3 separate regions of the Homo sapiens genome follow, and all the other regions are linked to region 3. Evidence: chromatin loops called from intact Hi-C (ENCODE). Cell type or tissue: HCT116. All regions are shown on one strand.

What was found. Hi-C counts contacts between places; a loop is a spot of excess contacts. Peaks named below come from ENCODE experiments on the same cell type or tissue, not always from the same donor. Only the 100,000 strongest peaks of a DNase experiment are listed, where the experiment ranks them.
Region 1: it touches region 3 in a loop (4-fold over the local background); 13 of 110 quality-filtered maps call a loop at or near these places.
Region 2: it touches region 3 in a loop (9-fold over the local background); 81 of 110 quality-filtered maps call a loop at or near these places.

The regions. Positions count from the first base shown.
Region 1 is chr22:37,130,823-37,138,822 of GRCh38, reverse strand. IL2RB (interleukin 2 receptor subunit beta) reads left to right here. Exons shown (of 10, transcript NM_000878.5): 6 at 1,088-1,236; 7 at 2,430-2,595; 8 at 3,381-3,495; 9 at 6,355-6,439. Among named protein-coding and RNA genes, the nearest start is that of IL2RB, 15 kb to the left of the region's middle. In HCT116, no CTCF peak of the experiment used is centred here; no DNase peak of the experiment used is centred here.
Region 2 is chr22:37,073,244-37,081,243 of GRCh38, reverse strand. TMPRSS6 (transmembrane serine protease 6) reads left to right here. Exons shown (of 18, transcript NM_001374504.1): 11 at 5,964-6,109; 12 at 6,536-6,634; 13 at 7,599-7,712. LOC124905113 (a long non-coding RNA gene) reads right to left here and starts at 4,156. Exons shown (of 2, transcript XR_007068092.1): 1 at 3,916-4,156; 2 at 3,440-3,703. RefSeq lists enhancers at 1-863, 2,974-3,475 and a silencer at 3,247-3,386. In HCT116, a CTCF peak has its summit at 3,276 (motif pointing left); a DNase peak (open chromatin) is centred at 3,243; H3K27me3 peaks cover 1,844 bases.
Region 3 is chr22:37,194,329-37,202,328 of GRCh38, reverse strand. It overlaps a transcript of C1QTNF6 not described here. Among named protein-coding and RNA genes, the nearest start is that of C1QTNF6, 10 kb to the right of the region's middle. RefSeq lists enhancers at 1,250-1,299, 1,320-1,409, 3,481-4,050, 4,051-4,621 and silencers at 2,599-2,778, 3,569-3,798. In HCT116, CTCF peaks have their summits at 1,535, 2,670 (motif pointing right), 3,685 (motif pointing right) and 5,317; DNase peaks (open chromatin) are centred at 2,818, 3,738, 4,528 and 5,008; H3K4me3 peaks cover 3,793 bases; H3K27ac peaks cover 4,464 bases.

The sequences.
Region 1 (8,000 bases), 64 kb after region 3:
CCCTTGCACATGCCGATCCCACTGCCTGGAAGGCCCTTTACACCTGGAAAATTCCCACTCACGTTTCGAGGCTTAGTTGAAAGTCACTTCCTCCAGGAGGCCTTCCTAGACTCCCCTAGCCCTTTGTACCTCCTCTTTCTGGGAATGTATGTCCTGGGTTGTTACTGCCTGATTGTAGGTCTGTCTCTTTCACTGGGCTGTGAGCACCCTGAAGGCAGAGTCTCTGCCACCCCTGTGTCTCCTTGCCACGCACCCAGCACTAGGTCTCATCAGGACAGTGGTCTGGGAAGGTTTGTTGAATGCCTGAGCGACTGCCTGCTGACCTTGGGGGCCATCTCCAGGGAAGCAGTGGGGTGGAAAGTGAGAGTCAGGCCTGAACTGGATGTGATCTGACTGGCAGACCATCGAAACTTTCTGAGCCTGAGTTTTGGGGAGAATCGGAGTCACCTACCTACCAGGCTTGTAAGGCATCTTTGAACTGAGACATAGAAACTGCTTACCATGTAGTCAGCACTCAGCATCTGCTTATCACTTATGTGGTTCTATAGAGTCTTAGAAGTATAGAAACTGAGATTCATTTAACTTCAGAATCACAGTGTTATAATCATCACACTTAAAATAAATGAGATGATCCATGGAAAGCTCTCAGGTCAATTGTAAGTGCAGAGAAAAGCTGCCGTGAGTCATTCATCCAGCAGCTACTGAATCAAGTGCCAGGTAATCTTCCAGGTGCCAAGGACACAGCAGACAACCAAGTCCCTGCCCTCAAGGAGCTCACAGTCTGCTGGGGGAGACAGAAAATGAGTAAAGAAACCAAACCATATATTTCGTAGGTCAGGTGATGATAAGCACTGGGAATAAAAGTGAAACAGGCAAGGGGGATGCAGAGTGGTGAGTGGTCAGGGAAGGCTTCTCTCAAGAGGTGATCATTGAGAGAGGCCTGGAGGCAGTGAGGGAGCGGGTCCTGGGGCTTTGGGTCGGGGGGTAGGGGAGGTGGTAGCATGTGCCAGGAGGGAGGAGTGGCAGGTACAAAGTGGGAGGTGGAGGTCATGGCTGACTGCTCTCCCCTACCCCCTGTTGTCTCCAGTTCGCCTGATGGCCCCCATCTCCCTCCAAGTTGTCCACGTGGAGACCCACAGATGCAACATAAGCTGGGAAATCTCCCAAGCCTCCCACTACTTTGAAAGACACCTGGAGTTCGAGGCCCGGACGCTGTCCCCAGGCCACACCTGGGAGGTGAGAATGTGGCCCAGTCCGTACCTGCCTTGGTTCCTCCTTCCTGTCCTGGTCCATGTCCTGTCCCTTTTTCATTGTGTCGAGGTCCCCTCAGCCCCAGGTGGATGGTGGGTGGCTGAGTCCAGTGCTCTTTCTGCACTGCCTGGGGCTGCCTCCCCGACTTCCACGTCCTTATCTAGCCCCCTTAATCCTGGGGATCCAGCTGGCAGCAGGTTCCAGGCTGACACCAGGGAAAGATTCAGAAAGCCAGGAGATAGGCAGCTGCCCAGCCCCATGGGCTTTCAGAGGCCAGGGAAGCCAACCCTCCACGTGTCAAAGCCCATCTGCTCCACATCCGTGCGGGCCTGTTGCTTATTCATTCACTTACACTCATTTCTTCATTCACTCAACTGCTCACTCAATAAATATTTGCTGAGCACCTACTATGCGCTGAATGATGGGGAGAGAGCGGAGGGTGAGCTCAGCAAACTTCCACTCTCAGGAATCTCAGACTGGGGCAGGGCAGGCAGGCAGTCAGTCAGCAGATGTAGCGACAGGGTCTGGGATAGTGAGGCACCCGGATAGTGATAAGTTCCATCAAGAAAACCCAACGGGGCAAGGAATTTGACAGTGACTGGCACAGGCTACTTCAGACTCAGGTGACCAGGGAAGGCCCCTTGGACACCTGGGTGTCCAGAAGGAGCTGACCTGCAAAGATCTGGGGAGAAGTTTTGCAAAATTAGAAAGACCTGCCACGGCAAAGGCAGGATGCTGCTATGTGTCTGGGGAGCAGGAGGAGGCAAAAAGAGTGACCCAGGGTGGGAGAGGTGTGCGGAGACGTCCCACTTTCTGGTCCTGTGGAGACTAGACTGCAGCGGGGCACGGGTGGGAACCAGAGACCAGCTGCAGGCTTGGGAGAGGGCGGCAGCTCAGGCCTGGGGTGAGTGCGGCGGGGAGAGAGGGGGATGGTTCTGGAATGGCTATGGAGGTGGAACCAGGTTCTGGAGGTGGAACCAGCTGATTAGCTGATGACTTGGGCTTTAGGGGATGACCCTGGGGTTTGAGGCCCCAGCAACTGGGTAGTGAGGGAGCTTTGGGTGGCAAGGAAGTGGGGGTGCAGCTGGCAGGGGTTGGGGGGGGGTTCTGTGATGCTCAGCCTCCTGGCCCTGCCATGGGAGGTGAGGTGGGCGCTGACAGTCCTGTCTCCGACCCAGGAGGCCCCCCTGCTGACTCTCAAGCAGAAGCAGGAATGGATCTGCCTGGAGACGCTCACCCCAGACACCCAGTATGAGTTTCAGGTGCGGGTCAAGCCTCTGCAAGGCGAGTTCACGACCTGGAGCCCCTGGAGCCAGCCCCTGGCCTTCAGGACAAAGCCTGCAGGTACTGGTGGGCGGCAAGGGTGAGAGGGGGCTCAGGCAGGAGGGGGCGGCTGGAGGAGGAGCTGCTCCATTCTCTCCCTGCCTGGGGTGAGGGTATAGCAGTCAGCTCCATCCCTCACTTGCTGTAACCCTGCAGGGGGCTCGCTTTTCAGACAGGAACAGGGGTTCAGTGAGGGGACGGGGCTTGCCATGGGCCTTGTGAGTTGGGGAGGGGTCGAAAGGCTGTTTTCACTCTTCTCCACCCTGAAATCTCCAACTCCTGGTTTCTTCTGGGGCTGGGGGTGGCTGCTTTCACCTCTCGGCCTGATCTGTGAAATGGGTACAGTGACCGTGAGGCAGAGCTGCTGTGAGGAAGGCGTGTGATGTCCCGGCAGCCTGGCCCTCAGCAGGTCTGCTGGGCGCCTGTCCCTCATCGCACCACATTTCGAGTTCAAGCCCAAGCAAGACCTGGGGTCCTCTAAGTGGTGCTTGGAGGGAGGTGGAGAGAGGGGTGCAGCCAGCTGGAGCCCAGGCTGCTGTGGGGGTGGTGGGGGGCTGTAGGCTCACCAGGGGGGCCCATGGGATCTGTCTGGAGCTGGAGGAGCTCTTAGAATGCCACCGTGTCATTTCTTTTTAGCATGAAATCTGGCTTCCCAGAGGATGGGCTTAGCAGAACCCTGTCCCCAGCCCCCCAGACGCAGGCCTGCGTGGCAGGGCCCTGGATGGGGGTGTTGGGGTGACCGACCCAGGGTGAGTGAGGGCACTTCTCTAACCCCTCTCCTTGCTGTTTCTCCCACCCCTGGGCAGCCCTTGGGAAGGACACCATTCCGTGGCTCGGCCACCTCCTCGTGGGCCTCAGCGGGGCTTTTGGCTTCATCATCTTAGTGTACTTGCTGATCAACTGCAGGAACACCGGGCCATGGTAAGAAGGTTCTCCTCCCCTTCCTTCATGCTCCCACCCCTCCAACGTGCACACACATGCACACACATGCACACACACGCACACAAGCACACATACACACACACACACACTTACATGAACACATGCCACCTTGCCAGGTCAGATTCTGGACCGAACCCCCTGCTCTGATACACCCGTGCTTCGTCTACCCTCCAAAGAGTCCTCCCTGTCCAAAACCTGGCCTTTCCCTGTGTCGCATCCCCACAGGGGGGCCCTGTGGAACCAACCCGAGGGGAAGGTGGGAGGTGCAGCCCTCCAGGGAGAGCCCCGGGGCCCTGTCCAGAACACTGCTCTCAGGACTGGGGATGCCCGTGTGCACATGTCAGCTGTCTCTGTGTCTGGGTCCCCGCCGGTCCATCTAGGTCTGTCATTCGCTTATTCCCATATTCACTGAGTACGAGCTGCATGCCAGGTACAGCTCAAAGAGCTGGGAACACAGTGGCAGGCCGCATGCATGCGCCCCAGCTCCAGGCAGCTCACGGCCCAGTGGGGGAAGGCAGACAATCATGCAGGTGTGTAATGACACACCGGGATCAGGATGGCAGAGGAGGATGTCGACGTATTGCCATTCCTTAGGATCCATGGAAACCAGTTCCAGGACCCTCCCTACCCCCTACAGATACCAAAGCTGGTGGATACTCAAGTCTCTGATTTTTGTTTTATTTTATTTATTTATTTTTTGTGAGATAGAGTCTCACTCTGTCACCTAGGCTGGAGTACAGTGGCGCAATCTCGACTCACTGCAACCTCCACCTCCAGGGTTCAAGCGATTCTCCTGCGTCATCCTCCCGAGTAGCTGGGACTACAGGCACACGCCACCGTGCTCTGCTAAGTTTTTGTATTTTTAGTACAGACGGGGTTTCACCATGTTGGCCAAGCTGGTTTCAAACTCCTGACCTCAGGTGATCCACTCGCCTTGGCCTCCCAAAATGCTAAGATTACAGGTGTGAGCCCCCACGCCCGGCCTCAAGTCCCTGATTTAACACAGCAGAATATTTGCGTGTAACCTACACACACCCTCCCAGAGACTTTAGGTCATCTCCTAGATTACTTATAATACCTAATACCATGTAAATGCTATGTAAATAGTTGTTATGCTGTATTTTAAAAATTTGTATTATTTTTTATTATTGTATTGCTATGAGGGTTTTTTTTTCCTGAATATTTTTGATCAGAGATTGGCTGAATCCGTGAGTGCAGAACCCACGGATCCTGAGTGCTGACTGTATCAGGAGCAGAAAACAGGGAGGGGAAACTTGGCTGGGGCGTGGCCAGGGCTGGTTTCCCTGAGGAAGGGATGATTCTGTTGAAATCTGTAGTGGGAGCCCATGGGGGGTGTGGAGGGGATGGGGAGAGTGTCCCAGGCAGAGGAAACAGCATGTGCAAAGGCCCTGGGCAGGCAGGAGGGAAGAAACTTCCAGGAACAGAGTGCAGGGGCGCTGGTGTGGCTGGAGACAGAAGTGGGTGGGGCAGGAGGCTGAACTTGAGCCTGGGCCTGTGGCGGCAGTGATGCTTCCTGGGGCCTCAGGCTGTGGTGAGGACCTGGGCCGTGTGCCGAGCAGTCATGGAGGGTTTCCCCAGAAGTGGGACAGGATCCACTTCGCCCTCTGTAGCCCTGGCTGCTGTGTGGAGCGTGGCCTGGTGGAGGGCAAAGCGGTGAGGAGGTGACACTTCTGACCGGGGGTTGTGGCCCCCTGATGAGAGCCCTGCTTCTCCCAAGAGGTTTGCAAAGCGTGCCTAGCTGTGTCACCTCACTCGACTTTCCCCAGCACTGGGAAGGCAGTGAGTCAGGGGCTACCATTGCCTTTTAACTGATGCCAGGACTGGCCAGAGAAGTCAGCTGACTTGCCCAAGGTCACATAGCCAGTTAGGAGTGACTGCCGCTCTCCTGACCCTCGTCCTGGAGCAGTGGTTCTCGGCAGTGTTCGGAGCCCCGTTTCCTCTTTCCTCCCAAGAAGACAAGCATTCCTCCACCCACCCGTCCCCTCCGCCCACAGCTCCCTGCAGGCCTTCAGGGAAACCATGTCCCTGTAGAGGGAGAGGTCCTCTCCCAGGCATGGGTTCAGTGGCCTCCAGACTGCCCTCCTCCTTGTCGTTCTTGCGCCCCTTCAGTGCTTTCTCCACCATGTCATTCTCCTGTTTAACACTCTTCAGAGGCCGCTCACTGCGCTGCAGTACACCCTGGCCCTTGAGGGCCTCCACCAGCTGTGTGGAACCTTTGGGCAAATCAAAAATGGTGCCTCTTTCTTCACGGTGATGTACACAGCTTCCAGGCACTCAGCTTAGCAAGCAGAACATGGGCTGGAATTCAGCCTCACTCACCACCACCTTTCCCACTCCCTGCCCAAGCCTAATGCCCTTGGGCAGTGTACAACCTGAACCACCATCCATGGCAGCCCTGACAAGAAAGCCCATCTCCTCTCTCCCGCCTCCTGGTTCATTCCACTTCTTCTAGCCATCTCCGTCCCTGACCACTCTGGCTTGTGTGTTCACCCCCATCGACCCCCACCTCCCCGTCTTGTGTAGCACTGTGCTCTCTGTCTCCACAGAATGAATGGTGATGTTGCAACATGCTTTGTGTCCATCTCCCCATGAGAATGTCAGCTCCTTGAGAGCAGGGACCTCCTTTGTTGGCCATTCTTGTCTCCCCAGTGCCCAACACAGCGTCCTCCCACAGTGAACACTTAGTATCGGCGGAAGAAATACATAAGTAAATGTGGTGCGGCTCCGTGCCTGGCATCCAGAGCTGTGGTGCCGATGGCATAACACCGCGGTCCTTCCCTTTCTCACCCTCCTCCTTCCCTCCTCTCCTCTGTCCAGGCTGAAGAAGGTCCTGAAGTGTAACACCCCAGACCCCTCGAAGTTCTTTTCCCAGCTGAGCTCAGAGCATGGAGGAGACGTCCAGGTAGGAGGCCGGGGCGGGGAGACAGAGGTGGGCAGGGGTGTGAGTGGGATGAGGGGGTGGCAGGTTAGTAGCTAATTTTGTGTTTTGTGAGAGGAGACAAAACGCCGAAGTGAGCAGCCTCCGGGGTGTGCATGGGTCTCTTCTCCAGCTCTGGCACTTTCCATCTGAGCCAGACTGCCTGGGTTCTAATCCCAGCTCCACCACATTCTGGCTGTGTGACCTTGGGCCTATAGAGCCTCCCTGGGCCTCAGTTTCCCCACCTGTTAGATGAGGAGAAAAACAGTGTTACTATGTGTCCTGCCCTGAGTACATTGCCTGGCACGCAGTTAGTGTTCAAAAGAACCCTATCAGGCTGGGTGCAGTGGTTCATGCCTGTAATCCCAGCACTTTGGGAGGCTGTGGCAGGTAGATCACGAGGTCAGGAGTTCGAGACCAGCCTGACCAACATGGTGAAGCCCTGTCTCTACTAAAAATACAAAAATTAGCCGGGCTGGTGGTGCATGCCTGTAATCCCAGCTACTCAGGAGGCTGAGACAGGGGAATCGCTTGAACCCAGGAGGCGGAGGTTACAGTGAGCTGAGATGGCACCACTGCACTCCAGCCTGGGCGACAGAGTGAGACTCCATCTCAAAAAAAAAAAAAAAGTACCCTATCTGGTATTACCGTTGCCGGTGTGCTGAACGAACAGGACCTGCCAGCACAAGCTCTCTCCACCCCACTGTCTGTGCAGACATGCTCTGTGCTTCTCCTGTCCCTGCTCAAAATTCCTGAGCAGGCTCCATAACTTAGCGTGGATACTAACAAGTCTTCCCGTCACTTTGAGTCACAAAACACCGATTCATTTTTAAAGTGCCGGCCCGCAGATCAGTAACGCTCTAAACTCCATCTCAGATTCCGTCGTCTCCTCTTCCCCAGCCCATGCCCCCTTCAGGCAGGAAGCTTCAAGAATGAAGGGGGGACATGGGGGGTACTTTTTACCACCCTAGCCCCACTCTAGGCTCCCAAGATTGGGGGGTGGGGATGAGGTAGGGGCAGAGGGAGGTCAAGAAGAGTGGCGGAGGAGGAAAGCCATGCCGGACCAGAGCTGTCATGACCTGGCTTTGGAGTTCTCTATCAGGGCTGATCAAGGGCCCCTTCTGGAACTCCTTGGAAAACTCCCAAGATGAGAATATCTTAGTTGCAGTGCTTTTATTTATTTATTTATTTATTTATTTTTTGAGATGGAGTCTTGCTCTGTCGTCCAGGCTAGAGTGCAATGGCACGACCTCAGCTCACTGCAAACTCTGCCTCCTGGGTTCAACCGATGCTCCTGCCTCAGTCTCCCGAGTAGCTGGGACTACAAGCACACACCACCACACTTGGCTAATTCTTGTACTTTTAATAGAGACGGGGTTTTGCCATGTTGGCCAGGCTGGTCTTGAACTCCTGATCTCAGGTGATCTGCCCGCCTCGGCCTCCCAAAGTGCTGGGATTACAGGCGTGCGCCACCGTGCCTGGCCATTAGTTGCAGTACTCTTAATGTGCGGGAATGTATTTCCTTAAAATTCTTCCCTCAGCCTTG
Region 2 (8,000 bases), 120 kb after region 3:
GCACACGCGGGCTTAGGTCAAGTGCAACAAACCTGCGTTCATCACCGGCTCTCACTCTGCTCTGGGCAGGCACAAGCTGAGGGGTTTATGGTGCTGGCTCTTTCAGCCTCAACAACCCAGCGAGGAAGCAGGTGCCTGTACTGCCTTCACAGACCAGTGAGACACCCAAGACACAGAGAGATGAAGTAATTTGCACAAAGTCACCCAGCTCTTTGAGCCAGAGTTAAGGCCAGGCAGCCTGATCTGGAGTGCACGTGGGTGCACAGATGCATGTCTGTGTGCGTGCGTACATCCATGCATGTCTGTGCACGTGTACGTGCATGTGTGTGTGGTCCACGTGTGCGATTCTTCCCTCTGAGCCTCTAGCGGCCCATGCCAGCTGGTGACTCCCTCAGCCAAGGCATCCCCAGCCAACCCACTGGCATCTGGGTGGGGGGATCGACAGTTTCTGTGGCTGTCCCACCAGTTCCAGAGCGGCCTGGGAAGTCCCAGCCCTTTCTTCTCAGACTTTCATTAAGGGTCCAGGGTCCCCAGGGGCAGACTCTTGTCCCCTCCCCGCAGACTCCTCCTGTGTGAATGAATGTGGAAGGGAAGGCAGAGGTGGCGCCTGCAAACCATCCGCACTGGGCCACTGTGCCCTCTAGTTATGATCATGGGCGATAGTGATCATCCCATGTAGATGCTGAGAAATTCTTAGAATGAGCATTTGTTGGAAATCTGCTTGTGTGGGTGGCAAAGACATGAGAGGTCTAGGGAAGAGCAGATTTTCAGACAAGGCACTTTAGGGAGGGGGAGGTACAGCCCTTTGGCCCAGAATGCCCATTGATGGAGAGGGCGGGTCAGGGGAGAGGGTATCTTAACCCTCAAGTGCCAGCGTAGTGATGAGGAAAGGCTGGCCTGGTGGGCCCCCCATGGACTAAGCATCCTTAGGCACTTCACCTGACTCCTCTGAGACTGTGGTGCCTCCTTCACCCCTGACCTGCCTGCTTTCTACCTAGCTTCTCCCGGTGCCCACTTGAGCCCAGCTGAGGCCTCAGGCCCTTGAGTGGCCTGGGGGTGGTAGAGGGACTTGGCCCGTGAGATCTGGCCATGGCTGCTCCATTTCGCAGAAGCCACTCTCACGGGCTGCCACCGAAGCACGGGCTTCCCCCTTTCCGGGAACCTGCCTCCTGCCAGCTTCCTCTCCTGTGACATCACTTCTCTTGTGATTCGCCCCACCATTTCCACTCACTCCCAGCCAGTGGGGACAGGCAGAACCATGGGTTCCCTAGGCCAGCTGGAGCCACCCCCGACCCGGCCTGGCCTGGCTATGGGGTGGCCCTTGTGTTCTCCGGAGCGCTAGTGGCCAGCACAGGCGGCAGCCACAGACACTTAGTAGGAACTTCAGTGTGGCTGACCTGAGCTGGGCTGGCCGTGCAGGAGAGTGCAAGCTGCTTCCTCCATGAGCTCACAGCCTGACGTCAGCAAGTGCTTCAAAGAAGTCATTTCCTATGCATGCCTTAAACCATGCCACAAGGGAGATACGATCACCCCTGTTTTACAAATGTGAAAACTAAAGCTTGCTGAGGGTGACCCAAGGTCACACAGCTTGTTCCTGGGGCAAAGCCAGGCTGCCAATTCAGCTCTGCAGCCCCAGGTCTAGAGCTCTGGCAATGCCAGGTGCTGCTCTCCTCCCCTCTTCAGCACTTGCCTTCTGTGACCCTCCTTCCCCTTTAATCTGTCTGTAGGTAAGGGCACGGGGGTGTGCATTCATCCACCCACGCACCCTTCTTTCCTTCTTCCTTCTTGTGTTCTCCCCACCCTTCCATCCATCCATCCATCCATCCATGCATCTATCCCTCCAGGCAGTACATCCTGACAGGGTCCCTGTCTACCTCCTGGATGAGGCAAGAAGGAAATATTCCCCATATCCAGAGAGGTGAGGAAGCAAGGCAGGCCACACGGTGCAAAAATGTGCCTTCAGACACTCAGTACTTTGTAGCCAAGATGAACTGGCAGGCATCGCAGCAGTCAGGCTTCTGGTGCTTCTTGGAGAGGGCTAGAGGGGAGCACTTGTTGGACGGGAGGCACTGGAGAGCCAGAGAATGTGCACCCTCCCCCAGAGAGTTCTGCAGCAGAAACAGAAAACTCAGATGGGCCAAGGGGCCAGGCCAGGGCTAGAGTCTATGATGGGGGGTAGGGTAGTCCAGTGGTGTTTTCGGGGCTTTTCTTTCTTTCTCTCTTTCTCTTTCTTTCTTTCTTTCTTTCTTTCTTTCTTTCTTTCTTTCTTTTTCTTTCTTTCTTTCTCTTTTTCTCCTTCTCCTTCTCCTTCTTCCTCTTCTTTCTCTTTCTTCTTTCTTCTTCCTTATTCTCCTTTTCCCTTCTTCTCCCTTCCTCTTCTCCTTCTTCTCCTTCTCTTCCTTCTCCTCCTCCTCTTTCTTCTTCTTCTCCTTCTCCTCTTCCTCCTCCTCCTTCTTCTTCTCCTCCTCCTTCTCCTCATTCTCTTTCTCCTTTCTTCCTCTTCATCTTTTCTTCTTCTTCTCCTCCGCCTCCTCCTTCCTCTTCCTCTTCCTCTTCCTCTTCTCCTTCTAAAGGAGCAGGAATCTGGATTATTATGTGAAATTAGCTCGCGACTCAATGAAGCAATTTCTACATGGTGCATAAACAGATTGTCTTTACGCTGAGTGACTCCGCTTGGGCCACTAGATTTCAGCCGCTGCCTTGAATTCCTCTCTGGCGCTTTCTAAGCAGACGCTTGTTCCAGGGATTCCACCACCTCTACCCGTGCTCCAGGCCTCCAGAGTGAGAACCAAACACTGCCCAGACAGACAGGTTCCCGGGTACACGGTGAGGCCCTGGGGAAAGGTTGCTGCCAGCTACAGACTGGTTCTAGGACTCTCCCTGGAGGTTGAGAGAACTTCCTGTAGCAGGCACAGGTGTCTTTGCCTTACAGCCCCTGCCCAAGGCTTGGGTGACACTACAGGTCCTCAACGCAGTTGCTTCTAGGGTGAAACGTTCCACTCCCCTCCAACCCCGGCTTGGGTTCCTTCTCTGTCTCCCCACAATCTCCCTGTGACTGTGGGAAGGGACACCCCAAGGCCCATGGGATGCGCTTGACTCCTCATTCCCCGCACTAGTCCTTCCCAACCCCTGGCTCCCCTGTCTACTTCCTGAGGTCCTTCTGTGAGGAAAACAATCCATGATAACTTTATAGACAAACAGACACCAAAACCTGCGTTTCCTGGGTTTTACAAGAGCAAGAGGGCCAGGCTTGCTCAGGGGCGCCCCCTGGCGGTGCCTCGTCCCCCACCGGCCCTGCTGGGCTGGGGGAACCATGGTCGGGGGTGGCGGCTCCCAACCTGTTCTGCCTCAGGACCCAGTCACTCTCCGCAAAATGACTGAGTACCCTAAAGAGTTTTTGCTTATACAGGTTATAGATCTATACTTGCAGCATTAGAAATTGAAACAAAATTTTAAAATGTTTATTAATTCTTTTAATATAATTATAAGCCCATTACACATTTGAATATAAATAACATTCTATGAAAATTAGTTGCATCCTCCAAAAGTAAAAACATTTAGTGACAAGAGTGCTGTCATTTTACATTTTTGTACATTTCTTTAACAACTGGCTTCACAGACTACAGGCGGGACCTTCGAATCTGCCTCCGAGTTCAATCAGTCCCGATGTCACACATCAGTCTCTGGAAAACTCGCCTGTCACCTTATGAGAGAATGAGGGCAAAAAAGGCAAATGATATCTGAGTGTTACTATAAACATGACTTTTGGACCCCCAGGGGTCCCCTGACTGTGCTTTGAGAACTGCTGGTTGGTGTAAGGGTAAGATCGTGGTCACTGTGGCCAGATAGACTTAGGGGGGTGCCAGAGTCTAGGCCAGGCGTGTGGAGGACATGGGGCATGTAGGGGGCTCAGACCTCAGAGCTCCTGTTGCAGTGGGAATTCGGAGCCCTCCCCTCAAGCAAGCTAGGTGAGCTCTTCTGGGTCCTGAGGCAAGATTCTGGCTCCACCTTGGCTCCTGCACTCTTGAGCCTCATCTGTAAAATGGGATGAGAGCAATTCCTCCCTCCCTGGGTGGAGGTGCTGCTTGAACCTCAGAATCCCCGTGCAATGAGGCCTTGTGATGCCATAGCCAATGAGGCTCAGCCCCAGCCACACACCTGGAGATGTTAAAACAGCCTCAAAGCTCATCTTCAGCTGTTCGGTGGCTAAGGAATTGATTAACTTATTGAACGGTTAAGTGCTTACCACATTCTAGAAGTTCTGGGGAAGTGCCTGGCCCTTGGGAATCATGGCCGGCTCCGCAGGGTGTTGGATTTGCTGTGGGATGTCCCCACTGGCCTTCAGGGGCATTCCTGATGCTCTCTGGATTTCCATCTGCTTTCTCTGCCAGGGGCATTTTCAGCTCTCCCTGCAGATTTTCAACCTGCACCCTGAGTGTGTTTCCCCCATCTGCAAAGCACTCTGATTTGCTCTGTGGAGGGCATTTCTATGAGCTGATGAAGCTGTCCCCATCTGTTCTGCAAGGGTGTCCCACCTGGGATGAAAAGGAACCCCCGGCTGCTGTGGAGGGAGGGTCCCACTGTCCTGGGGGAGTGGCTGCACCCACTCTGTGAAGTCATGCCGCTGCCCACTTGCTCTGTGGGGTGAGGTGCACCGGACTCTCTGCAGGAGGAACCCCTGGGCCCATGCCCTGGAGATGGGAGGGCTCCTACCTGTTCTCTGGTAGGAGAGAAAGACTCAGCCTCTCTGGAGATTCCCCCACCTGCTCTGTTTGAACAACGGTATCTTCTTGGTGGTGGTATGGCAGGGGTGCAGGGGCGGTGTTGTCCAGCAGGGATGTGAGGGTGCTCCCACAGCTGGGGGTGGTCCCACCCCGTGTGGCCATGCACAGAGAAGGTGCTGCCCATCAGCACTAAGCTACTGGTCATGGGAGAAGGACTGGTCCTTCCCTCAAGCCCACAGTGTCACAGGGAGGCAGGAGGGTTGGTGCCTAAATGGGGAGCACTGCTGCCCCCTCGTCCCACACCAAGCTCAAGGCAGATGACCGTGCACATCTGTGGACAGTGGGGCAGTCAAGGGCTTTTGCCTCAACTGACACATTGAAGCCTTTTGTCAGATTCAAGATCAACAGAAATAATTTTTCCTTTCTTTCTTTCTCTTTCTTTCTTTTCTTTTCTTTTTTCTTTCCCTCCCTCTCTCCCTTTCTTTCTTTCTCTTTCTCTTTCTTCTTTCTTTCTTTCTTCCTTTCTTTCTCTTTCTTTCTTTCTTTTTCCCTCCCTCCCTTCCTTCCTTCTTTCCCTCCCTCCTTCCTTCCTACCTTCTGTCTCTTTCTTTCTTTTTTTGACGTACTTTCGTTCTTATTGCCCAGGCTGGAGTGCAATGGCACGATCTCGGCTCACCGCAACCTCTGCTTCCTGGGTTCAAGCGATTCTCCTGCTTCAGCCTCCCGAGTAGCTGGGATTACAAGCATGTGCCACCATGCCTGGCTAATTTTGTATTTTTAGTAGCAACGGGGTTTCTCCATGTTGGTCAGTCTGGTCTCGAACTCCCGACTTCAGGTGATCCACCCACCTCAGCCTCCCAAAGTGCTGGGATTATAGGTGTGAGCCACTGCGCCCAGCCAATTTTTCTTGTTTTATAAGGGAGGAAGGTGAGGCTCAAAGAAGGACCCTGACTTGCTAGAACCTCACAGTTCACAGGTGACTGTGACTAGAATTGAGTTTTTTATCTGGCAGGCAATGGGGAGCCATTGAAGATTTTTGAGCAGGGCAGTGGCATAGCCAGGCTAGTTTCTAGAAGATGACTCTGGGGGTGCACTCATCTAAGGGAGAAATCAGGGCAGAGGAGGCACAGCGGGCGTGCAGCTCCCCCTGCCCCTCTGGCTGCCTGTCCTTGCTCTGTCTGTGCACGGGACCCAGGAGACCAGCCAGTGCAGCCCTGAGTCGTCTCTGACTCCCCCCAGGCTGTGTGGCTTGCGCATCCTGCAGCCCTACGCCGAGAGGATCCCCGTGGTGGCCACGGCCGGGATCACCATCAACTTCACCTCCCAGATCTCCCTCACCGGGCCCGGTGTGCGGGTGCACTATGGCTTGTACAACCAGTCGGACCGTGAGTATGGGCAGCCGGGGGAACCCCCTGCAGTGACTCGCTGCCTCTTGGCCATCCCTGGAACCACCAAGGGGGCTGTGGGCAGCTGCTTATGAGGCTGAACAAAAGGAGAGAGAGAGTGTGTGTGTGTGTGTATGTGCTTGCACAAATTTATGCAGCTTTGTGTGCCCACGTGTGCAAGGCAGCCACAAGGGTTTGCAGGAATACACACTCATACATATCCACGTGTGTGTTGTGTATTCTGTGTGTGTGTCTGGATATGTATGTCTGCTTGGACTGTGTACACAGGTGCCCAGGACCACGTCTGTGGGTGCCTGTCCATGCGCGTGTGAGTGAACAGGTGCATGCGTGTCTTTGTGCGCCTTCGCGGCTACGCATGGCCTAATGGCGCCCTGCCTGCCTCCACGGTCCCCTGTGGTTTTGCAGCCTGCCCTGGAGAGTTCCTCTGTTCTGTGAATGGACTCTGTGTCCCTGCCTGTGATGGGGTCAAGGACTGCCCCAACGGCCTGGATGAGAGAAACTGCGGTGAGTAACCCGCCCGCGCATCCCTCCTCTCCCTGCCCATCCCTTCTCCTTCCTCACCTTTCCTGCTCTGAGCTGAGTGGAGACCCCACTTCTACATGCAGCTTCCATTATGAGCACCCAGGAAGTGGGGTTCTCTCACTGTGCCGGGGTGGCAAAATGAGACAGACCAGCAATGCAGCCTCCCCGAGACCACCTCGTGGGACAGTGGCAGGGAGAAGTGGGGAGCCAGGTCTCCTGACTTCCAGCTCAGGGCCATCACCCCCAGCCCCTGTCCCAGCCAGCCTTCCAGGAAGGAACAGAATGGGTGAGGGAGATGTCCCCCTCCTCTGCCCTGTCAAAGGTTTAAATATGTGGGAAGAGGGAAGCGAGATGTTCATGGTGGGGGGATGATCCTGCCACGGTGCTGGGGGAGGTACCTCATATTCAGAAACTGAACATCTGGCTTCAAGTTCTGGCTCAGCCAAGTGACCTTGGACAAGTCACCTCATCTGTTTCCACCAGTGAAATGGGGTATCTCACAGGGTTGCTGTGAAACTTTGGGTGTAAAATAGCAGAGAAAGAGGCCGGGCGCAGTGGCTCATGCCTGTAATCCTAGCACTTTGGGAGGCGGAGTCGAGCGGATCACCTGAGGTCAGGAGTTCAAGATCAGCCTGGCCAACATGGTGAAACCCCGTCTCTACTAAAAATACAATAATTAGCTGGGCGTGGTAGCAGGAGCCTGTAATTAATCTCAGCTACTCGGGAGTCTGAGGCAGGAGAATCGCTTGGACCTGGGAGGTTGCAGTGAGATCATGCCATCGCACTCCAGCCTTCGTGACAAGAGCGAGACATAAAAATAAAGTAGCAGAGAAAGAGATTTGTGATTGGTAACGTGCAATACAGCACACCTTCTACAGGCATCGCCAAGCCCCGGCTGGCTCCTCTGGCTTCCTCCCACCTGTCCCCTCTCTGTGTCCCCACACAGTTTGCAGAGCCACATTCCAGTGCAAAGAGGACAGCACATGCATCTCACTGCCCAAGGTCTGTGATGGGCAGCCTGATTGTCTCAACGGCAGCGACGAAGAGCAGTGCCAGGAAGGTAGGGCAGGCCTAGCCGAGTGTCTGGAGGGACACCAAAGGCAGTCTAGGCCTGCTACATGCTTCAGCAAAAGTTTCTAGCTTCTCCTCTCAACACCCACCAACCCCTCTGTATTTACATCTGTATGTCTGTCCATTCATCCATCCATCCATCCATCCATCCATCCATCCATCCATCCATCCATCTTCTGGTCTCCAATCACCGTCTGTCCATTGATTCATACAGCTACCCATTTATCTATGCATCTACTGACCTGTGCAACCATCAATCTCCCTATCATCAAACTGT
Region 3 (8,000 bases):
AGGGAGAAATGTCTCCCTGAAAGTCATGGGGCCAAAGTCAGCAGGCCTGGGCCCTATGTCTCCCGCAGCAAACCTACTGTGTGGCCTTGGGCCATTTATTTCACCTCTGGATGTGGTTCACTTAGCTAACAAAGGCTTTTCTGAGCACCAGCTGTATGCAAGGTCCTGACATGCGGCTGGGGGCCAGTGCAGGCAAATGGACAGGGGTCCCGCACTCTCAGCACTCACAGGCAACCACACAAGGAAGTGTAGCCCTATTTTGGGGGCTCAGTGGGGAGGGAGAAGTGCAGTGTGCTCTGGGAGAGCACTAGGAGGGTTGGGGGCTGGTGGGAGCTGCATCTAGAGTGGAAGTTTCAGCCTAAGTGTGCCAGGCAGAGGTATCTGCACGTGCTAAGGCCCTGAGCTGGAGGAAGGCAGTGAGTGAAAGGAAGAAAGGTAGCAAAGAGGCCCCTTTTTAGGGACAGAGAATGTGTCACACAGGGCTTCCTAGGGCATCCATTCCTGTTAAGGCTGAATTCTGTCCCCCTCTAAATTTCTATGTTGAAGTCCTAACCTCCAGAGCCTCAGAATGTGACCTGATATTTGGAAATGGGGTCATCACAGTTGTAGGTAGTGAAGAGGTCATACTGGAGCAGGGATGGCCCCTAATCCAATACGACTGGTGTCCCTAAGAAGCGGGGAGGCCAGGCACGGTGGCTCATGCCTGTAATCGCAGCACTTTGGGAGGCTGAGGCGGGTGGATCACCTGAGGTCAGGAGTTTGAGGCCACCCTGGTCAACATGGTGAAACCCCATCTTTACTAAAAATACAAAAATTAGTCAGGCATAGTGGCATGCGCCTCTAATCCCAGCTGCTAGCTAGGGAGGTTGAGGCAGGAGAATCACCTGAATCTGGGAGGCAGAGGTTGCAGTGAGCTGAGATCACGCCACCGCACTCCAGTCTGGGCAACAGAGCAAAACTCCATCTCAAAAAAAAAAAAAAAAAAAAAAAAAGTGGAGATTCAGACACAGACAGGCACCCAGGAGGGAGACGCCATGTGAACATGAAGGTAAAGATCAAACAAGGCATCCGCAAGCCAAGGAACGCCAACGATTACCAGCGCAGCAGAAGCTAGGAGCAGGCCTGAAACAGCTCTTCCTTCCCTTGCAGCCCTCAGAAGGAACTAGCCCTGCTGAGGCCAAGCCTGGACTTCTACCCCCAGAACTGTGAGACAATCAGTTTCTGTTGTTTAAGTCTTCCCAGTATGTGGTGCTTTGTTAAAGCAGGCCTAGCAAACTCAAAATTCCTACTTGCAAAATGGAGATAATGGCCCCTTCTCTCCTGGGTCTCCCAGAGGACCTGTTGGGTTAACCCATTCATTCCTTCAAACTCTCCAACAAGGTCCAGAGCTTGGTGGCCAAGGGCTGTTTTGGGTCTGAGCCAGATCCAAAACACAGTTCCTAGTCCAGGGCCCATAGTTTAAAAACAAAACTATGAAAATGGGGGCTGAGTGGACGGGAGTGATGCTGGGCGTGGGGAGAGCTCTGAGGCCACTGGTGTCCCTGGTGGCCATGGCAGACAACACCCTCTGGGAAGACCCAACAGGCAGAGGGCAGCCCAGGCCCCATGGGGACCTTGGTTCCTCCCCAGAATCCCAGCAGGCCTCCAGCAAACCTCACAGCAGCGTGCACCACACTGAGGGGTGAATGACGGGCACACATGAGTGCACACCTGTGTGTGGAGGGTGAGACAAACCTTCATTTTCTCATAGGCTCAAAAAAAGTGCCTGGGCCGGCTGGGCGCGGTGACTCACGCCTGTAATCCCAGCACTTTGGGAGGCCGAGGCGGGCGGATCACGAGGTCAGGAGATCGAGACCATCCTGGCTAACATGGTGAAACCTCGTCTCTACTAAAAATACAAAAAAATTAGCTGGGCTTGATGGTGGCACGTGCCTGTAGTCCCAGCTACTCGGGAGGCTGAGGCAGGAGAATCGCTTGAACCCAGGAGGCGGAGGTTGCAGTCATCGGAGAACATACCACTGCACTCTAGTCTGGGTGACAGAGCGAGACTCCATCTTAAAAAAAAAAAAAAAAAAAGGTGCCTGGGCCACACTCAGGGTCCCCTGGGGTCCCAGACACCTCAGGTTCTGGCTCACACTCTCCTGGAACCCACATCCTCTGTCACCATCTTACAGGTGGAGAAACTGAGGCCTACGGTGGGGTGGGGTGTATCGGATCCTAGCAGGGGAAGAGCTGGGATGTGGCCTCTCCACCCTCCTGTCCGCTTTAAAGGCCAGCAAATGTGTCAATATTTGCTCAGGGGAACTGCTGGCTCAACAGGCCCCAGAGCCTGCCTGGTGTCTCCCTCTGTAAGATCAGGGGTTGCCTCTGAGCTCCAGCCAGGACCCTGCGCCTGCTCTTCAGAAGGGAGGGGCTCTCCCTGTTGGGCCTTATCAAACGGCAGCTGCCAGAGGGAGAACGGAACAAACGCACGATGCCCATTACGTGGTCGGCAGTGAAAGGTGAGCTCCTGGCCACGCAATCGGGTTTGAACCCCAGCGCCACTGCCTCTTAGCGCTGAGTGCCTTTGAGCCAGCCTCAGAACCTCTCGTAGACTCAGTTTCCTCATCCGAAAAAATGGGCTCCCACGCCCATCTCAAAAGCCTGTCGCAGGGCTGCGGGGACGGCTGGAGCGTGGCTCTGTGCTCCCCAGGCCCGGCAGGGGGCGCCGCGGGTCCTCAGGCCTCGCCCAGTAGCCGCGTGGTATCCGACCCGCAGCTCCGCTCGGCTGGACTCGTCTCTATTCGGCGACCCTTGGCTCCACTCGGCCAGGCTCGGCTCTACTCGGCTGTATTCGGCAGCACTCGGCCAGACTCGGCCTTGTTCCGATCTGCTCGGCTTCGCCCTACGCCGGAAGTGCAAAGGCAGTTTCCCGGCGCGGCTGTGGCTCCGCCCTCCGGGCGCGAGGCCCGGGTGGGCCAGAGAGGCAGGTCCTCGTCCCTCGGGCCCGTGGCGCTGTCGTGGATGTAGGGGTTCCGCTTGCCTGGGCCCTGGGCTATGCAGAGGGAGACACGAACCAGGGTTTGAGGGGGAAGCGGGTGGAGAGGGAGGGGCTCCCCGAGCCTGGCGTGGGGGCGTCTTTCGCCTTCGTTTTGCAGGGAGAAAGGGAGAGGTTGGCGCCAGCCGCACGCCCCAGCAGGCAGGCTCTGCCACTGTTCTGTCGTGTCGGGGGAGGAAGTTGCTGCCCCTCAGTGTCCCTGAGTCTCGGTTTCCCCTCCAACAATCAGCAGGTTTCCCGCCGGGGCAGAGGGCCTGGCGCGGAGCTGGCGCTCTCCAGACTCAGTTTCCCCTTTTGTAAAACATGACAGCCCGCCCAACTCCGCTGAACACCTTTGGGATCCGACGTCCTGAAAGCCCAGGACGGGGAACCTGGTTCCGGAGAGCGAAACTTTCCCCGGCCCCTGGGCGGTTCAACGTGGGGGAGTCGGTAGAACCAGGCCCGGGGCTCTCCTCGTGGGAGGAAGCCGGTTTGTGTGTGGGGGGTGGGGGTTGCTGCGGGGACTGCGGGGGTTTGGAGGAAGAAGCGAGTGCATGGGCGCCCTGGCCTGCCCCAAAGTTCCCTGAGGGGACGGGCTGGTGGGACGGGCGGGGGCCGGGGACCGGGGAGCGGGGAGCGTCCCGGGTTCCCGGGCGCGGGGGCTCTGCCCAGCAGGAGGCGCTCGCGTCTTCCTTTGTTGAAATTGATCTCTGCGCTTGAACAGTTAGATCTGTGACTTGCCACTCAGAGCCTACATAGCGGACGCCAGGAATCATGTTTACTGTCCTGTCTCCCTTTTTGACAGGCACACATTTTATTTTTTAAATACATGAAGCGCGCCGTGCTTTGTAAGCGCTGACTGAATGTGCCTATTTTCACACCCTCTCCTGACCCTGGGCTGGAACGTGGGCGAGTGCAGGATGGTGGCCAGGGGCTTGGCTCTTGGTCAGTATGTGCCTCATCTATCTCGTCTGTAAAATGGACAGACGAGGTAACACGTGTGCCTACGTCAGAGCATTGTTGGAAGGATTAGAGGAGTCAAGATATGGAAGGCCCACAGAATGGTTGGGGAGAAAAGCCAGCTTCTGGAGGCAGGGGAAAGGGTGGGGAGTGGCTGGGGAAGCAGGGCCTGTACCCTGGGTTTCTGCATTGGGGTTACTCCTTTGCTGCTGGGAGTGATAGCAGGGTGATGAGAGCCACCCTGGGCCTGCGCTCCTCCTGGTCATGCTGTTGTCCTGGGTCCCAGGGTGCCTGGGAAAGGGCACACAGCTTTACTGATGGGTGGCCAGTGGGGAGTGCCCCCATCGGGCATTCCACCAGTCGGCCCCGATGGTCCTGGCCTCCTCATGTTTATCTGGCCCAGGGACACCAAGGCTCAGAGAGGTAAACTTGCCCGAGGTCACACAGCTAGGAGGGGGAGCTGAGTCATCACCCAGGTTTGTCTGCCCCAGGGCTGGAGCTCTGTTTTCAGGCCACCTGACCAGCTGAGGAGATCGTCAGAAAGGCTGGGACACCAACGGATGACGCACAAATGGAGGAATTTTCAGGCACGGTCAAAGCTAATGGGAGGGAAAATACTGAAGTGTAATATTCCAGAGTTCTCTCTTGTCTGCTCTGACTCCTGCCAGCTGCCCTGCACCTAGAGGGACAGGAGGCTCTTCTCCGGGGCATTGCATGGCCGGGAGCCAAATGAGCTGGCACCAGAACCTGGTGAGTTGCCTGGCTTTTCAGACCTCAGCCTCCTCACCTGTGAAGTGGGTTGAACAGCTCTTCTCTGCAGAGGAGCTGTTGAGGGCGGTATGGAACACTGCCAGGCACACAGTTGGCCCTTGACAAAACCATTGCTGTGTCCCCAGCCTGTTTCTCCCCAAGTCCCATTGATGGTTCTCTCTATCCCTGTTTCCTCAGAAGGTCAGGTTTTCTAAGCCCGAAGGCTTGGAGCCAGGCAGGAGCTGTCTCCCTCTCCAGTGCTGCCGACTCAACCCTTTTCCCTTAGAAGCAGGGAGGGAGGCTCCCCTTGGCTCCCTCCCTCTGCAGCCCTGGCTCTGCGCCCTGGGAATGCTGCCTGGGGCAGGGCCACGTAGAGAGCAGGGCCAGTGCAGGCCTTTGGGTGTTCCCAGTGGCCAAAGTCCTTTAGTCTGCTTTCCTTTGGGCCCCCTTGCACCCCTGAATGGATGACCTGGGGGATTCCAAGTCGGTTTGGGAGGGGTGACAGCACAAGGCTGGAGGTTGGGAGAGTCTGGCTGTCATCCCAGCTTGGATTGTAGTCTGCCATGTGACCTTTGGGCCAAAGATAAATCCTCCCTGGGCCACAGTGTCCCTGCTGGTCAGATGAAAGAATCAGATGAGATCATTTCTGAGGATCTTTCCAGGCTTCATATTCTTCTGTTTGATTATCCCCCCAAATAAATTGGAAATTGGAGGCCCAAGGATGAGCCCTGGTTGAGGACGCAGAGCCCAGGGGCCGTCCCATCCTCCACACTTGGCCCAGCTGTGAGTGGGGGAATGGGATTTAGCACCTGAAGCCCCAGATTTAAATATATCCCCACTCCCCGCCGGGGTCCCCGCACTCCTGCACCTCCCTCCTCCCAGGACGGCCCTGACCTGCAGGCATTGTTCCCCGCCCATGCCCAAGCCCCGAGGGAATTCCATCGGGTTGGAGAGTCTTCCCTTCTGTAGGGGGCTTTGCTCCTCTCTACCAGTTATGTGACCTTGGGCAAGTCACTTCAGCTGCCTGACCCCAGCTCCCTAGGACTAGTTGAAGTAATGGATATAAACACCCTTTGGGGACCAAAAGCCCCTAGAGAGATGAGACCTGGCCCAGGCAGTAAGTCTTCAACAAATGTAGAATAGGAGGATGCTGTAAACAAGCCAGCCAAAACCCACCAAATCCCTTGGTGGAGGATAAGGGACATTTGAGACAGTCTTTATACAGGAGTCTCGGGCCCCAGGAAGCCAGGGCAGAGAGTCTTTGCCAAACTTCCCCCTGCCTAACAAGAAGGAAACTGAGGCAGGACCCTGCCAGACCCAGAGGCAAACAGGCTGCCCTCCTGTGAACTTGTTGGGGGTCATTTCCACAAGGGAATAGTTCTAGAAGACCAGGGTGAGTCAGTAACAATGGCAGAATTCCAGTCAGAGGAAGAAGACTTTGGTGTAGCTGGGGCTGGAGCATAGAGGAGCGACTTGGCTGCCGCCCTGGCCCTGTGTCAGAGGTGTTAGAACCAGAGCCACTCCATCTTGAGTAGGAGCTGGGTAAAATAGGGCTGAGACCTGCTGGGCTGCATTCCCAGGAGGTTAGGCATTTTTAGTCACAGGATGAGATGGGAGTCGGCAGGACTGGTATCATAAGATACAGGTCATAAATACCCTGCTGATAAACAGGATGCGCTAAACAAGCCGGCCAAAACACACCAAATCCAAGATGGTGATGAAAGTGATCTCTGGTCATCCTCACTGCTCATTATACACTAATTATAATGCATTAGCATGCTAAAAGACACTCCCACCAGCACCATGACAATTTACAAATGCCATGGCAATGTCCAGAAATTACCTTATACGGTCTAAAAGCGGGAGGAACTCTCAGTTCTGGGGAAATCTCCCCTTTCTTGGAAAACTGATTAATAATCCACCCTTTGTTTAGCATATAATCAAGAAATAACCATAAAAACAGCCAACCAGCAGCGCTCAGGGGTGGTCTGTCTATGGAGTAGCCATTCTTTTGTTTCTTTACTTCTCTGTAAACTTGCTTTGACTTCACTCTGTGGACTCACCTCAAATTCTTTCTTGTGCGAGTCCAGGAACCCTCTCTTTGGGTCTGGATTGGGACCCCTTTCCAGTACCATTTTTTCTAGTGAACCACGAAGGGACGATACCAGAAAACACCCTCAACCCAAAGGAAATAGACTACAGCCCCAATTGGCTGACTTTGGGTAAGTGAGGGATATTTTATTCTGGGTAATGTATGGATTTGGGTTAGGTTCCCTCCTCAGAAATAGGGGGTTAAAGGCCCCTCTTAGTGAAGGGCAAAGATGCTTATCAGAAATTGGGTTAGAGGCCCAAATGAAGAAGGTTGGAGTCCTTAGGGAGTTAGAGGTCCCCCTCGGTCATGTCCCTTGGTAAGGAGAAATGGATTAGGCACTATGGGATATTAACCACTATTCTCTTTTCATTAATCTGCCTTGCACTGTTTGCTGACAGCTGTGAGTGACAGGATTAGGCACGTACAGGATCATGGGACATGGGGAGCTTTCTTCTCCCCAAAGGGGGAAACTTTAGAGATGATGAGATTGCTGGAAAAGATACCTTTGCTACTGACAAGCGACCTCCTGAACTATTGATCCAGTGTCAATGGAATGGAGGCCTCTGGCCTCCCTGAGCTCCTCAGCTTCTCCACCCCCCGGCAGGCAATGCTTTTCTTCCTCTCTCCTTTCTCTTTTCTATCTTTTCTGTCACTCAGGGTGACTCTCCACTCTTCCATCTTGCCCAGCTACCATATGTTGAAACTTCTGGTTGGAGGGCATTCCACCTCACTTGGAGTGGATCAAAGATGACAAGGGCCATCGGGAGCAAGTTTGAGCCTTGCCAGGTTGATGTTGGGCACTGAGTGGGGTGGCTAGTCTCCTGGAATGGAAAATGTTAATTTGGTTTCCCCATGCAGCCTGTTGGACAGCATCTTACAAAATTAAGAGGCTTTTGCCTGTGGTTCCATGAAATGGAAAAAGACGATTTTCTTTTGTAACGTGTCTTGGCCCCCATAGCAATGGCACAGTAAGCAGGGCCATCAAAGCCACAGAGAGAAAGGGAACCCAGAAACCTGGCATGCTGGCAAAGGGTAAGAATTTCTTACCAGTCAGGCTTCTGGCCTCTCTTGGTGCAAACTGGTTGAATAAATGATAAAAATCACTGTTTGTCTCTCCTGCAAGGAATTTGATTAATACGAAAAAGAATTCATGGGGGCTAGTCTTAAGCTTTAGAAAATCTG